Regions from separate parts of the Mus musculus genome. Here region 1 is linked to region 2. The links are chromatin contacts, found by Hi-C in ENCODE. All regions are on one chromosome and are shown on one strand. The core of a region is the stretch at or near the end of the contact, and the rest is flanking DNA. Distances in the headings are between cores, read along the strand shown. Region 1 overlaps Wdr93 (WD repeat domain 93). Region 2 holds the start of Rhcg (Rhesus blood group-associated C glycoprotein).

Evidence for each region. A loop is a pair of places that touch in the nucleus more often than their neighbours do.
Region 1: a loop to region 2 is called in a map of left cerebral cortex, with 2.7 times the contacts of the local background. The contact joins the enhancer-like site here to the promoter of Rhcg in region 2. A Hi-C loop is called at or near these places in 8 of 37 maps with a recorded cell type or tissue (adrenal gland, heart and left cerebral cortex).

The regions. Positions count from the first base shown.
Region 1 is chr7:79,775,886-79,782,485 of GRCm38, reverse strand. It overlaps Wdr93 (WD repeat domain 93), which reads right to left. Exons shown (of 18, transcript NM_001381990.1): 16 at 5,700-5,856; 17 at 5,181-5,373. Among named protein-coding and RNA genes, the nearest start is that of Mesp1, 14 kb to the left of the region's middle. Within about 2 kb of position 1,290, at least 1 of the 3 ENCODE cell types and tissues checked has a DNase peak (open chromatin) inside an H3K27ac peak, as active enhancers do; it is heart, where a contact is called at or near this core.
Region 2 is chr7:79,614,962-79,621,083 of GRCm38, reverse strand. Rhcg (Rhesus blood group-associated C glycoprotein) reads left to right here and starts at 3,427. Exons shown (of 11, transcript NM_019799.3): 1 at 3,427-3,744. The coding sequence starts at 3,558.

The sequences.
Region 1 (6,600 bases), core at 41-2,540, 160 kb before region 2:
ACAGCTAGCCTGCCCGGCCTGGCAAGCCCCAGGCCAGTGAAGGACTCTGTCTCAAAAACAAACAAATAGGGTTGAAGATGTCTCCGTGGCTAAGAGCACGCACTGCTCTTGGCAGAGGACCTGCATTTCATTTCCAGCACCCAAGTCGGGTGGCTCACAACTGCCTGTAACTCCAGCTCCAAGGGATCAACTCCGCTTTCCCAGGGCACTGAACTCACATGTAGATGCACCCATACACACCAGTACAACAAAATCAACCAAACAAATCAAACGGAAAAGCCAAAATAACCCGACCGGAAGTCCCCAAGGTAAGCGGTAACTAAAAATAAGAAGGGATAGCCTCGGAGGTGCTGGCCTCTATAGACACCACACACATGTCTCCTCATATGACCCTGCACATGTATGCACACATCTACAGAAAGTCATATGCTGAAGCAATATAAAGTCAGACACAAGCACATGCATGAAACCGGACCTTAACTTGGTGAAATGCCAGGCTGAGTGACCAGGAAGGAATGTCAATGGTGGTGCTGATGACTTGGGGTGGGGGTGGTGGGAGTATGGGTTATTTAAATTTACTTTTTTGCATATTCATGTTTTCCAAAGTTTTATAAATATGTATACACACACACTAAAAATACAATTCTCTTTCTGTTTTTGGAACAATGTTTTGCTACATTTGCTAGGCTGGTCTCAAATCCCCACCTTTCTGCCTCAGCACCCCAAGTGCTAAGGTGGCACGGTGGCACCATGTCTGGCTTCTCATCAGGTATCTATGACAAGATCACTTGGTTAAGGTGAAGGGAAGTGAGTTACCCAGACTGCGGTGGTCTGGTTGGTGGTCCAGGGGCCCTGGGTCAACTCCCACAGGCAGGTGTCATGTTACTGACCTCTGGGTAAAGTGGGAAATGTCACCCTATAAGGAGTAAGGCTGGCTGAGCATAGAAAGATGGGGAAGGAAGCAAGATTAAACTGGGAGGCCACAGAGCCCCGCCCACTCCAGGAGCAAAAGCAAGCTCAGACCATGGCCTTGGGAAGCACTCCACTACTGTTTGCAGTCTGTTTGCCAAAACAATGGCGGTGTTCTGTGGGAAAGCTACAGGAAAACACAAGGAAAACCACCACACCTGCTCACCGCCCCACTGTACCCATGTCCCACAAATACACACCCCCATCTTCTTCCTGACTCAAAACCAGGATGGGACTATCGTCATGGCTTATCAGTTCTCCCTGTCTTTTTCTTTTGAAAACTTCCATGCCTGTTAAAAGGGTGCAGAGTCCGATGGCCCTTCACCCACATTCGCTGACCTCAGCTCTAGTTCCCTTGGGCTCTCTATAAACATTTCCCTGGATTTCACCATCTCTTACCATTTTTACTTTCTGTCTCTATAAATACGCTCCTGAGTCATTTGGAAGTACAGTGTAGAAATCGTGACACTTTCCCCTACATTTATCTGAAGCGCAGGTCCCCAGGGTCCAGAATGCTCCTGAGCATTGCTGCCAAACCTCTGACCCACGCAGTGTCAGCCGAACAGCCCCTCCTCCAGAGTCCCTTCCTCTCCCAAGATCCATGAGACCGCGTTCCTTTCTTGATCAAGCAACAGACGTCCCCAAGTGAGATACAGAGAGCCTCTTAAGTTGCTCAGCAAAGAAGGGCAAAGCAGGCAGGGGGCTGGAGTGCAGCTCAGGGGTGGTGGCTAGCCTAGCAGGCAAAGAGGAAAGTGCAGGCTGGCCCTGCGAAATAGAAAGCAGAGGGGAACTGTGCTGCCACCTAGTGGTCATATTTAGGATTTCCCCAGGCTCCCACATGTCTGTCTCTTTCTCTGTCTCTCTCTGCGTCTGTCTCTCTCTCAACTGTTTTAGATTTATTTCACTTTATGTGTATGGGGGTTTTGCCTGCATATATGTGTGTTCACTGCATTCATGCAGTGCCCCAGAGGCCAGAAGATAATGTCACTTCCTCTGGAAGTGGATTACAGGCAGTTGTAAGCCACCCTGTGAGTGCTGAGAATCAAACCCCAGTCTTTTGCAAGAGCTCTTAACCTCTGACTCATCTCTCCAGCCCTCAGACATTCTGATTTTAACAGAAGGGGACAGCGTACCTACTGATGGGCTAAACATCATGTGGATTTGGGGCTGAACAGTCCACTGACCTCCGTAGTTTGCTAAATGGACATAGTATTAAACTGACTTCTACATACATGAATATGGACTGTTCAGCCCCAAATCCACATGTCTGTCCATGTTTGAATAAGGGTGGCCTCCACAGGCTCAGAGATTTGAAGGCTTAGTCACCAGGGAGTGATACTATTTGAAAAGATTAGAAAAATGTGGAGGTGTGGTCTTGTTGGAGAAAGTATGTCACTGTGAGTGGACTCTGAGGTTTCAGAACCCCACACCAGACCCTCACTCCTCTCTGACTGTCTGTCTCTCTCTGTGTCTCGTTCGTCTCTTTTTCCCCTTGGCGATCAAGATGTAGCTCTTGTCTATTTATCCAACTACACCTGCCTGTCTCCATGCTCTCTGCCATGATGATAATGGACTAAGCCTCTGGAACTGTAAGCCAGCCCCCAGTTAAATGCTTCCCTTTATAAGACTTGCCTTAGTCATGGTCTCTTACAGCAATAGAACACTAAGACACACACTATGTCTGGCACTTGGTATTTATTATCTTACCTAAAACCTACAAGCCCTAGAAGTTAGGCCTACTCAAAATACCCGCAACATGGCTCAGCAGTGGTAGATGCTCTGTATCCGTGAGCTTAGGGACAGGCACTGAAAGGGTGACCCAGCCTTTGTCTCCTAGCTAGTAAATGGGAGAGTCAAAGTTCACACCTAGGCCTGTCTGGTCTTAAACCTCTATATCTTGGCCATTGTACTTCCTGAGGGAGAGGTCTAAATGAAGAAAGGGGAGAGACTCTGATGAACCTCATGGGTGTTCCCCTGACTGAAGAAACCACAGAAGCTCAGAGGCTACTTTTTATGAGATAAGTCTTGGAAGGGGATAAACCTATCATCTGGGACGCTCCGGAAAGTCAGGCCAGGGATGAGACGAGCAACCCACAGTTGACCTCTTCCCACCCAAAATAAGCAGCCAGGCCACTGTGGGAACCGTCAAGGATTTATAGCGTCCTGAGATGCCCCGTGAAGTGAGACTCCTGTTCCTTCAGGGAGCCTGCGTCTGTTCATTGGGCTTTGTGAACAGAAAGGAAAGCAAGCAAAGGGTTGGGGAGGGTGAAGTGAATAAAGGATAAGACATCCACCCGCAATAGCCATCTGCGACGGAGAAGAGAATGAAATCAGTGGCAGACGGGCATTTCCTATAAACGGCCAGAGAGTAAACAACTCATACCTGAAAAGTCACGGGCTCTCCATTACAACCACTGCCATGGAGACACACAAGCGGCCACCGATTATCTGTGAAGCTGTGTTCCAGTGAGACTTTATTTAAAATCACTGGGCTCTGGACAGATAGACAGTGCTCAGGCCAAGAGCCCAGTGCTAGATGTGGGATACCTCCTTTTGAAATGTTTGTCAAGAAGGAGTACCAGATACCCCCACTCCCCAACAACACTCCGTATTGCTAAATGGACATAGTATTAAACTGACTTCTACATACATGAATATGGACTGTTCAGCCCCAAATCCACATGTCTGTCACTCCCTTCCCACCACGGCATAGGAACATCAAGGCAGAAGTGTGCAAAGTTCACAAGCGCCAGAGACCAGTGTAACACACCGTCTTCTGGACGTGACAGGGACACTGTCCCCAGGAACTCACCCCAGCTGTGGCTCCATACACAGGGACAGCACAGAGCAAGCCAATCAGCACTGCAGTGTGCGTGAAGAAGGGTGCAGAGGCCACCCTCATCTGAGAAGATACTGGGAGGGAACGTCCTTTTTCTCCTGTGATGTAGCCTCTGCCAGGTTCCCTATGCTCTAAAAAAATGGCTCCACAGCAATGTGCACATGAGCAGAACTAACTGGACCCAGTAGGTTTAAAAAACCAACAACAAAGTACACAAAGTTGGATGGGGATGTGGGGGAGGGCGTGTCTGAGGATGTGGAGCAAGGCAGTGGAAGATGAATATGATTAAAATATAATGTGTATACCCATGACATTCTCTAAGAATATAAAAAAAAACAATTATTATAATACAAAAGGAGGCGCTAGAGCACAGCCCTGGCACAAGAAAACAGTTTAATTTTCTAAGTGAGAAACAGCAGGTATGGCCACAGTCACGCGGGAAATGGAGTAAAGCCCTCCCTCCTCTCTGTCCCCCTTCCCTTCCCTTTCTTCTCTTTCTGTATGTGGTGTATGCTTGTATCTGTGTTCATACAGGTGCGTGGGCATGAATGCATGCTCTTTGAGAGCCATCTACCTTGTTTATTATAAAGATAATTTTTTATTATTTTATTTTATGTGTATAGAGCAACAGGTGAAATATTTCTCTGTCTTGTCTCAGCAGGAGCCATCATCGGTTTAACCTGAAACAGAACCCACCCTTTTTGCCCCCTTGCTGTGAAAAGCACCATGAGAAAGTATCCAACTCTGTTTCAGAAACTTGGGGTTGAGTTGAAAGGCCCCGCTAACTGCATTTTTGGGCTTCTGTTAAACTGCTCGCTCACTCGCTTGCTCACTCACTTGCTTGCTCACTCACTTGCTTGCTTGCTTGCCTGCTCGCTTGCTTGCTTTACATCCCTCTACAAACGCTCCCTGTAAAATGTGTTCAAGACTGCTTTGTGAGAAGTGGTTTTTTCTAGGCTTAATACAGATTCTCAATTTGGTCTTTGAGTCTGTACCCACAACATGTAGGGGTTTTACCTGTGTATACATCTGTGCACTGTGTGCATGCCTGAGACCAGGGAAGACCAGAGGAAGGTGTCAAATCTCCTGAAACTCTAGTTCCAGGATGGCTGTGAGCTACCATGTAAGTGATGGGAATCGAACCTAGGTCCTCTTAAAAGAACAGCCCCTTCTCTTAGCTGCTGAACTACCTCTACAGTCTCCACATTGGTTTTTGGGGGCTTCTCCTCGGCCTGGAGCTCACAGAGTAGGATAAGACTCATGTGGTAAAGTCCTTCAGTTAGCAGCAATTAGGTATAGAAAGGCTCTTAGCCAGAAACCACACTCAGTGATGGCTCACCCAGACACAACCATGCAATGGGAGGGCTCTTACCTCTTCTGGAAGACCTGCTCACATCTTTTCTCCACTGGCAACATCTGGGAGAAGTTCACAGCCATTTGAGAAATGGTACACTTTTTGGAGATATCTTTCAAGAGCAGGTAGTCCTCAAAATTAAAATAGAAAACAGAATCTGTGCTCTTCTTGGGATCTTCAGTAGACGTGGTCTGACCATGTGGATGGGCTCCTGTGAGGAAAGGAGATCGCTGTGCTCAGTGTCCTGCTTTCTCCATGGGGCTAGGGTCCTCGGGGTGTGGGCCTGCTCTCTGTGTATGGAGGCCACCTCATCTGGCTTGAGCTGGGAGGGAATTACTTAATTACCCAGAACAAAGACCTTGCCAGCACTTTCTTAATCGTGGTGGGCACCAGGCTGCAGCCTCCTTTGGCCTGGGACAGAGGAGACTGAGAAAGCAACCGAGGAGTGTCACCATGCTTTGTGAGCGTTCAGGAAAGTCAGGGAAGAGTGTAGTGGACCCTATCGCTGGGTAGCTGCCCTCATATCCCCTTCCATACCGTGAAGCAGAAAATATGGATGGTGTGGAGATACAGCAAACAGTGGCTTCCAGGGCAGCGCCTGCGGGTGGCATGTCGGGGCCGAAAAGGCACAGAGGACCTCAGCCTTGGCCACGTCCATGAGGGTTACAGATTGGCTCCTGGAAAAGATTAGCACCTGGGAAGGAAAACCATCTTCTCTCAGACTCGGCTCTCGCAGATCCTGCTCCAGGACTCCTCTTCTCATCTCCTAGCATCTGTCCCTCTTCTTACTTGTTACCACAGGAACAGTCTTGTTATCACTGCAGTATGCTGTTGTGATATTGGCCCTGAGATTGCGGGGCCCCTCCTGTCTGCCTCTGGGGTCCCTCCTGTCACTTTCTGAGCTCATTCTCCTGGTGTTGTCTCTTGGGTGTACTCATCTCCTGGAGACTAGAGAGACCCAACAGTACATTAGCTTTGAGCACTGCTCACTGTTCACTGGTGGGCACAAAATGGACATAGTAGACTCATGCACTCTAAAAGCCTCCCGGGGCCCTATGGGCCTCTTCCTTTGCCAAGTCCTATCAGGAACCACAGACTCTCTCTCTGGCCTGTCTCCATCATAGGCCCTGAAAGGGAGTCGGCAGGATGTGGCAAGATCAGCTGCATCCAGAGGCAGCTCAGCATGCAGGTTCTAGCTCCACTTGGAAGACGATGTTCCCTGTCCCCCCTCATCCATGCTGCAGGTCACATCAATAGGAGGTTTGTCCACATCCTTCTGCCACCATACAAAGGCTGCTCCCTCTGCCCCATCTCACCCTCATCCCTCTCCATCCTGACGGACCTGAACTTTGGGGAGTTTCAACGCTTTTGATTCTGCTGTCCCCTCTTGTCACACTCCCTCCCTCTGCAACCTCTGCATCAGGTGATCACTACTCTG
Region 2 (6,122 bases), core at 2,178-4,677:
AGCACTGACTCCTCTGAGTTCAAATCCCAACAACCACATGGTGGCTCACAACCATCCGTGATGAGATCTGATGCCCTCTTCTGGGGTGTCTGAAGACAGCTACAGTGTACTTATGTATAATAATAAATAAATCTTTTTTTTTTTTTTGGTTTTTCAAGACAGGGTTTCTCTGTGTAGCCCTGGCTGTCCTGGAACTCACCCTGTAGACCAGGCTGGCCTCAAACTCAGAAATCTGCCTGCCTCTGCCTCCCAAGTGCTGGGATTAAAGGCATATGCCACCACGCCCGGCTATAAATAAATAAATAAATCTTAAAAACTAAACTAAACTAAACTAAACTAAACTAAACTAAAACCAGGTCATTATTGTTCCCATTTTACAGATGAGTAGGAATGGGGTGGGGGGAGATAATACTTGGCTTGGGGGCACTCAGGTGCTTAAGTTGAAGTAAGGGTTTTAACTGCAGCTCAGCAGTGGAACACGTGCCTGTGTGCATGAGGCCCTAAGATCAATCCCCAGTACTGCCAAAAAAGAAAGGGAGGAAGTTTGGGTTTTAAATAGGGTTTTACCATGAAGCATTGGTCTGCCTGGAATGTGCTGGCCTCGACCTCACAGAGATCCCATTGCCTGTCTCTTGAGCCCTGAGATTAAAGGTGTACACCACTGTGTCCAGCCTAGTAGTTCTGGGAATAAAAAACTGAGGCAGGGAGGATAACTCAGGGATGGATGGAGTGCTTGCTTACTATGTCCAAAGTCCTGAATCCACCTCTAGGACCAAAAAAAAAAAAAAAAAAAAAAAAAAATGCTTGAGCACTGTTATATATTGACATCTTAAATAAATGAATGCTTTTGTTATCCGGAATGTTAGTGCAGCAGAACCATGCTTGCTTTCCGCAAGGTGACACGATTTTTTTTTTAATATTAATTCATGGTGACCTATGAGTTGAATGGCCCAGAAATGTGACCAAGGCGGGAGTGGGGGTGGGGAAACCATCTGATAACAGTGTCTTCCTTCAGCCTTGAGTTCCTTGTGCTCTGAATACACTCACTGCCCAGCCTATCAAATCCAGGCCCTCTGTGAAGGGCAATGTCAGGGCTCCCTTATGCTACTCGTGAGGAACCAGGCTGGCCTGTGACTCCAGGGCTGACCCACAGAGGTTCTCTAGGGCTCTTCAGTCAGCATCCTGGACCTGGGTCACACTATTCTGGGTCCAGTAAGCAGTCCCTAAAAGAGAGTCCAGGTTCCAGCCATATAGGGGTGCCAGGGGGCTCTGATAGAGGCATGGGCAGCCCTTGGCATGAGTGTGCCACCTCTGCTTCCTTATCTAGCCCTAAGGTAGTCGTTCTGCTGAGTAGGCCTCGTACATATCCTTGCCAGGCCTGTTCTCAGAGACAGTGCCACCCGCTGGCTCTTCTCAGTCAGTGTCTGTTCCTTCATGGAACCAAGAGGCCTGGGGATCTGCCTGCATGTGACAACTGTCTGTGCACCCCACTTCTCTCCATTGTCATGGGCCTAGATGTCACCCCCATTAAGGATGTGCTTGCCTGACATCAAGCCTCTTTTTACCTCTGGCCGTGAAGGACCAACAGCATGGTGGGTCTCAGCCTTTGAAAGCAAATGGCCTAGGGTATGAATCTCTCTCTGGTAAGGTCTTCAGCCTACCAGAGAACTCAATTTCACTTCCAGCATGTGGCTACAACATCTACCTTATGAACTGCTGCAAATTTAAAGGTACATAGGAGAATTTTCCCACAGCAGGCTCTTACTAAATGTTCCCTCTTGCTGGCAAGGCTCCTTTGGTGTTTGGTTGTTTCCAAACATGACAATGCTCTGCTGAGGATTAGGACCTTGCGTGGTTAGAAACACATACTGCAGGCTGGAGAGATGGCTCAGTGGTTAAGAGCACTGACTGCTCTTCCAGAGGTCCTGAGTTCAATTCCCAGCAACCACATGGTGGCTCACAACCATCTGTAATGAGATCTGATGCCCTCTTCTGGGGTGTCTGAAGACAGCTACAGTGTACTCATGTATATAAAATAAATAAATCTTAAAAACCATACACTGCTCTTACAGAGGACCCAAATTCAGTTCCCAGCACACACATGCGGTGCCTCACAGCTCCCTGTAACTTCTGGTCCAGGACCAAATGCCTTTGGCTTCCACGGGTGTCTGCACGCAAGTGGACACATGCCTCCAGGGAACAACTTGTGGGAGTTGGTTCTCTCTTCCCACCATGTGGGTCTGAGGGCTCTAACTCAAGACTTGATGGCAGGCATCTTTACCAGCTGAGTCATCTTGCCAGGTCCAGCATCCTTCTTAAAAGCAAGATGAGCCGGGCAGTGGTGGTGCACGCCTTTAATCCCAGCACTTGGGAGGCAGAGGCAGGCAGATTTCTGAGTTTGAGGCCAGCCTGGTCTACAGAATGAGTTTCAGGACAGCCAGGGCTACACAGAGAAACCCTGTCTGGGAAAAAATAAAAACAACAACAAAAAAAAGCAAGATAACTGATGCTTGTGTTCTAGCCAGTTCCTACTGTTGGACAGTGTGTCTGGAATCAGTGGCACAAGCTTAGGGATTCTTAGGTCTTTCCATGTGTCCATGAATTCCTTCCCATGTACTTCCATCGGCGCCAGATTTACAGCCTTACTTGCCAATAGGTAATACATGTGGCTGAGCATTGATCATTGTGTGGGGAACTCTGCAGACTCCACTATGCCAGCATGGGGTACCACTGTCTTGTGGAAGGAAGGGAGGAAGGAAGGAAGGAAGGAAGGAAGGAAGGAAGGAAGGAAGGAAGGAAGACATAAATAAAATAAAATAAAGATGTAAAGAGTTGGGGAGATGTCTATTTATGTTGAGTAGCACAAGCTGTATGTGAATAATATTCCAACGGTCATTCCTGTGCCCTCTCGGACAGGCTTGAAAGACTAAATGCATGTAGATGGCATAGAACTGATGGTTTTCATTTTCTTCCTCATGCTTTTCTGTACCCGCCCCCCCACGCTTCTCGGGTCTGGGGCAGTCTCTCCTTTTTCCTTTACTTTCTATTCATTCATCTCCTTTAAAGTTCATGAACTGAAAAAGGAAAGGATCTTAAGTGGTGGGTAGCTCAAGTCGGAGGCTTGAGGCAGGATTGCCAAGTGTTTGAAACCAGCCTAGATTACCGAAGGTGTGTCCTAAAAAGGATGAGGGGAGGGGGGTGATGGGGATAGTGATTCCAGTCTGGGAATTCTTTGTTCTAATCTGGATGAGTGATGAGCATCCTCTCTCCCAGTTCACCCGAACAGGGCGGGAAAGGCCAGGCATCGACGGGACGCGCAGAAGTTGGGGCGTTCTACATCTTCCTTCTGCCCTGCTCCCATCACCTGGAGCTTTCCTTCTAGGGGTACTGGGCTCGGGAGGCCCCGCGGGACTCTCGCCGGTTGGGTAGAGCCCGAGGCGCGTGGGCGGCACCATGGTCAGCTGTTCCGCGTCCGCCCCGCCCAGTGTCCCGGTCCTTTAAGCGTCTCCCTGGTCTCGGAGCCCAGCGTTCAGAGCAAGCGGCCAGCAGTGCGGAGCATGGCCTGGAACACCAACCTTCGGGGGCGGCTGCCCATCACCTGCCTGATCCTGCAAGTGACCATGGTGGTTCTCTTTGGCGTGTTCGTGCGCTACGACATCCAAGCCGATGCTCACTGGTGGTTGGAGAAGAAGCGCAAGAACATCTCCAGCGACGTTGAGAACGAGTTTTACTATCGCTACCCGAGTAAGTCCTATGGCCCGCAGATTCACTTAAGGAGTCTCCTGATAGACCCTAGCTAGTTGGGCGGGCGCCTGACTGGGCTCCGCATTAGGTCCGCCCCTGGCTCTGACAGGCTGGAGATGGAGGGGGCCAATGATGCCCCACAGTTCCCAGCTGGTCCCAGGGTAGAATCTGCACCAGGGTACAGCCTGAGCCAGTCACTGGAGAAATGGTCAGATGTGCTCACACTTTGAAAGTCTGGTAGAGGCAGTCACCTGAAACAAGTGGGCCGATTTTGTGATTGTTGTTTGGTTAGTTTGAGTTTTTTTTTTCTTCTTCTTCTTCTTCTTCTTTTTATTTAACCTTCATCTCTCTCCCAGCCATCAGATGCCTCCTGTGTCCCTGGCCTACTTGGTGTCGTCAAAAGCCAGAATTCCACCTTTACCACCTAAGTAGCAGGTGATCTGGCTTGCACACACCTCACATATAGATAGATGTCAGGGATCACAATGATGGCATGATAGCTCTCCACTTCTGATACTGAGACTGTGTGTGGGACCAGAGGTGGTGCTGGGCCACAAGGTCCCAGGGTTTGGGAAAAAGCCAGTGGCCACCCTTCCTTTTCCTGGGATTTTTCTGCATCCGTGAAGCTATGAAGCTATGGCTAAGAATATGGCTGTAGGGGCTGGAGAGATGGCTCAACAGTTAAGAGCATTGGCTACTTTTCCAGAAGACCAGGGGTTTGATTCTTAGCCCTTAAATGGTTGCTCACAACCATCTATAACTCCAGTTCCAGGGAATCTGATGCCCTCTTTTGCCCTCCCTGGGCACCAGGCACACATGTCAAGCATTCAGGTAAAACACTCTAACAGATTTTTAAAAGACGATGAAGAAGAATATGGCCCTTAAGTGACAAACCTCTCTTCTATCGTGGCTCTGCTGCTTCAGGGTGGGCGGTCTCAGGCCGGTGCCAATCAAAATGAACCTTAACTTCCTTCTCTATGGGGTGATGGTGTGAGGAGGGGTGTGAGGGACAGGACTGGGAGCAATCCTCACTTTACAACAAAGCAGTCAATCACAAGAGCACTACACACAGGCACCTTAAGACTTTAGGCATCTCTGGGAGCTTATGAGCAGCCCAAGGTCACTCCAGGCAGCCTAACCTTGGACTCCCAGCCCAGGACCCAGTCATTGCCCTTGTGCTTTCTGAGAGTTTCCACTTTGTCCACTAGCAGCCAATGACAATTCCTCTACCAGTTGGTGCTCATGCAGTCATGGGCCATTGAATTTTTTTTTGAGGGAACTCTGAAGGTTTTCTCTCCAGCAGCTGCCTATATCAACCTTTGTTCCCTCTGTGGCTTGTATGCTCAGCAGCGGAGCATTCTCTGTTTCTGGAAATAAAGGGGCTCAATTCAGGGCTGTGTGTTTCAAAAGAGGTCTCGGCATCTGTAGTTTCAGAATCCATAGTGCAAACCCGCTTTTCATGTTGCCAAACTTTCCCCTTCTGGGTGAGGACCTGGTAAGCGAGCGGGGAAGCAGGCGAGCTTAGTATTCTTCTTTTTTTTTTTTTTTTTTTGGTTTTCCAAGACAGGGTTTCTCTATGTAGCCCTGGCTGACCTGGAACTCACTTTGTAGACCAGGCTGGCCTCGAACTCAGAAATTCGCCTGCCTCTGCCTCCCAAGTGCTGGGATTAAAGGTGTGTGCCACCATGCCTGGCAGGATTCATTCTTGACTCTCCAGCTGTTTTGCTCACATCTGGGCACCAGAGTCAGCCCCTCAGGAAAGGGCAAGGCTTCCGTAGGTGTTTGTAGTTCTTTTATCTTTTTTGGTAGATAGTCATCAAGACCCCACAATGGAAAGCTATAAAACCTAATGTCCCTTAAGAAGGGATGTGGTCTTCAGTCTCCCCAGCTCCTATCCTGTCCCTCCATCGTAGCCACTTGTCTTCTTTTCTGTCACTCCATTAGCATTTATTGACATGACCAAGGGATGCTGGCAGCAATGAGTCAGGACCAAGACATAAACCCTGACCGTCCCCGTGAATTAGGGTTTCTGGTCCCTCTGAACTAACAAGTTGTGCACCCTGGGTCTCTGGTCCTCAAGGACTCCTAGATTTATTGGGAACACAGCTCTGCTTCTCATACCACCCAAGGCCAGTGGTGCTGATGCTGGTGCTCTGAGCAGACAGCCAGTCTCTGACACTGGGGAGTTCTGGTTGCTGCGGAGGGGGCAGGGCAGCCAAGGGACCTCTGAAAGGGAAGCCTGGGAAGTGGGGTAAGAGGCTCAGAATGGCCTGAGAGAAGGAGGAGCATGCTCTCTTCTCTGAGAGCCCTAACCACCAAGGATGCACCCGCCCCCCAGTTGCCCTTGTCACTAATTCCTACAGATATGGGGGAGCACT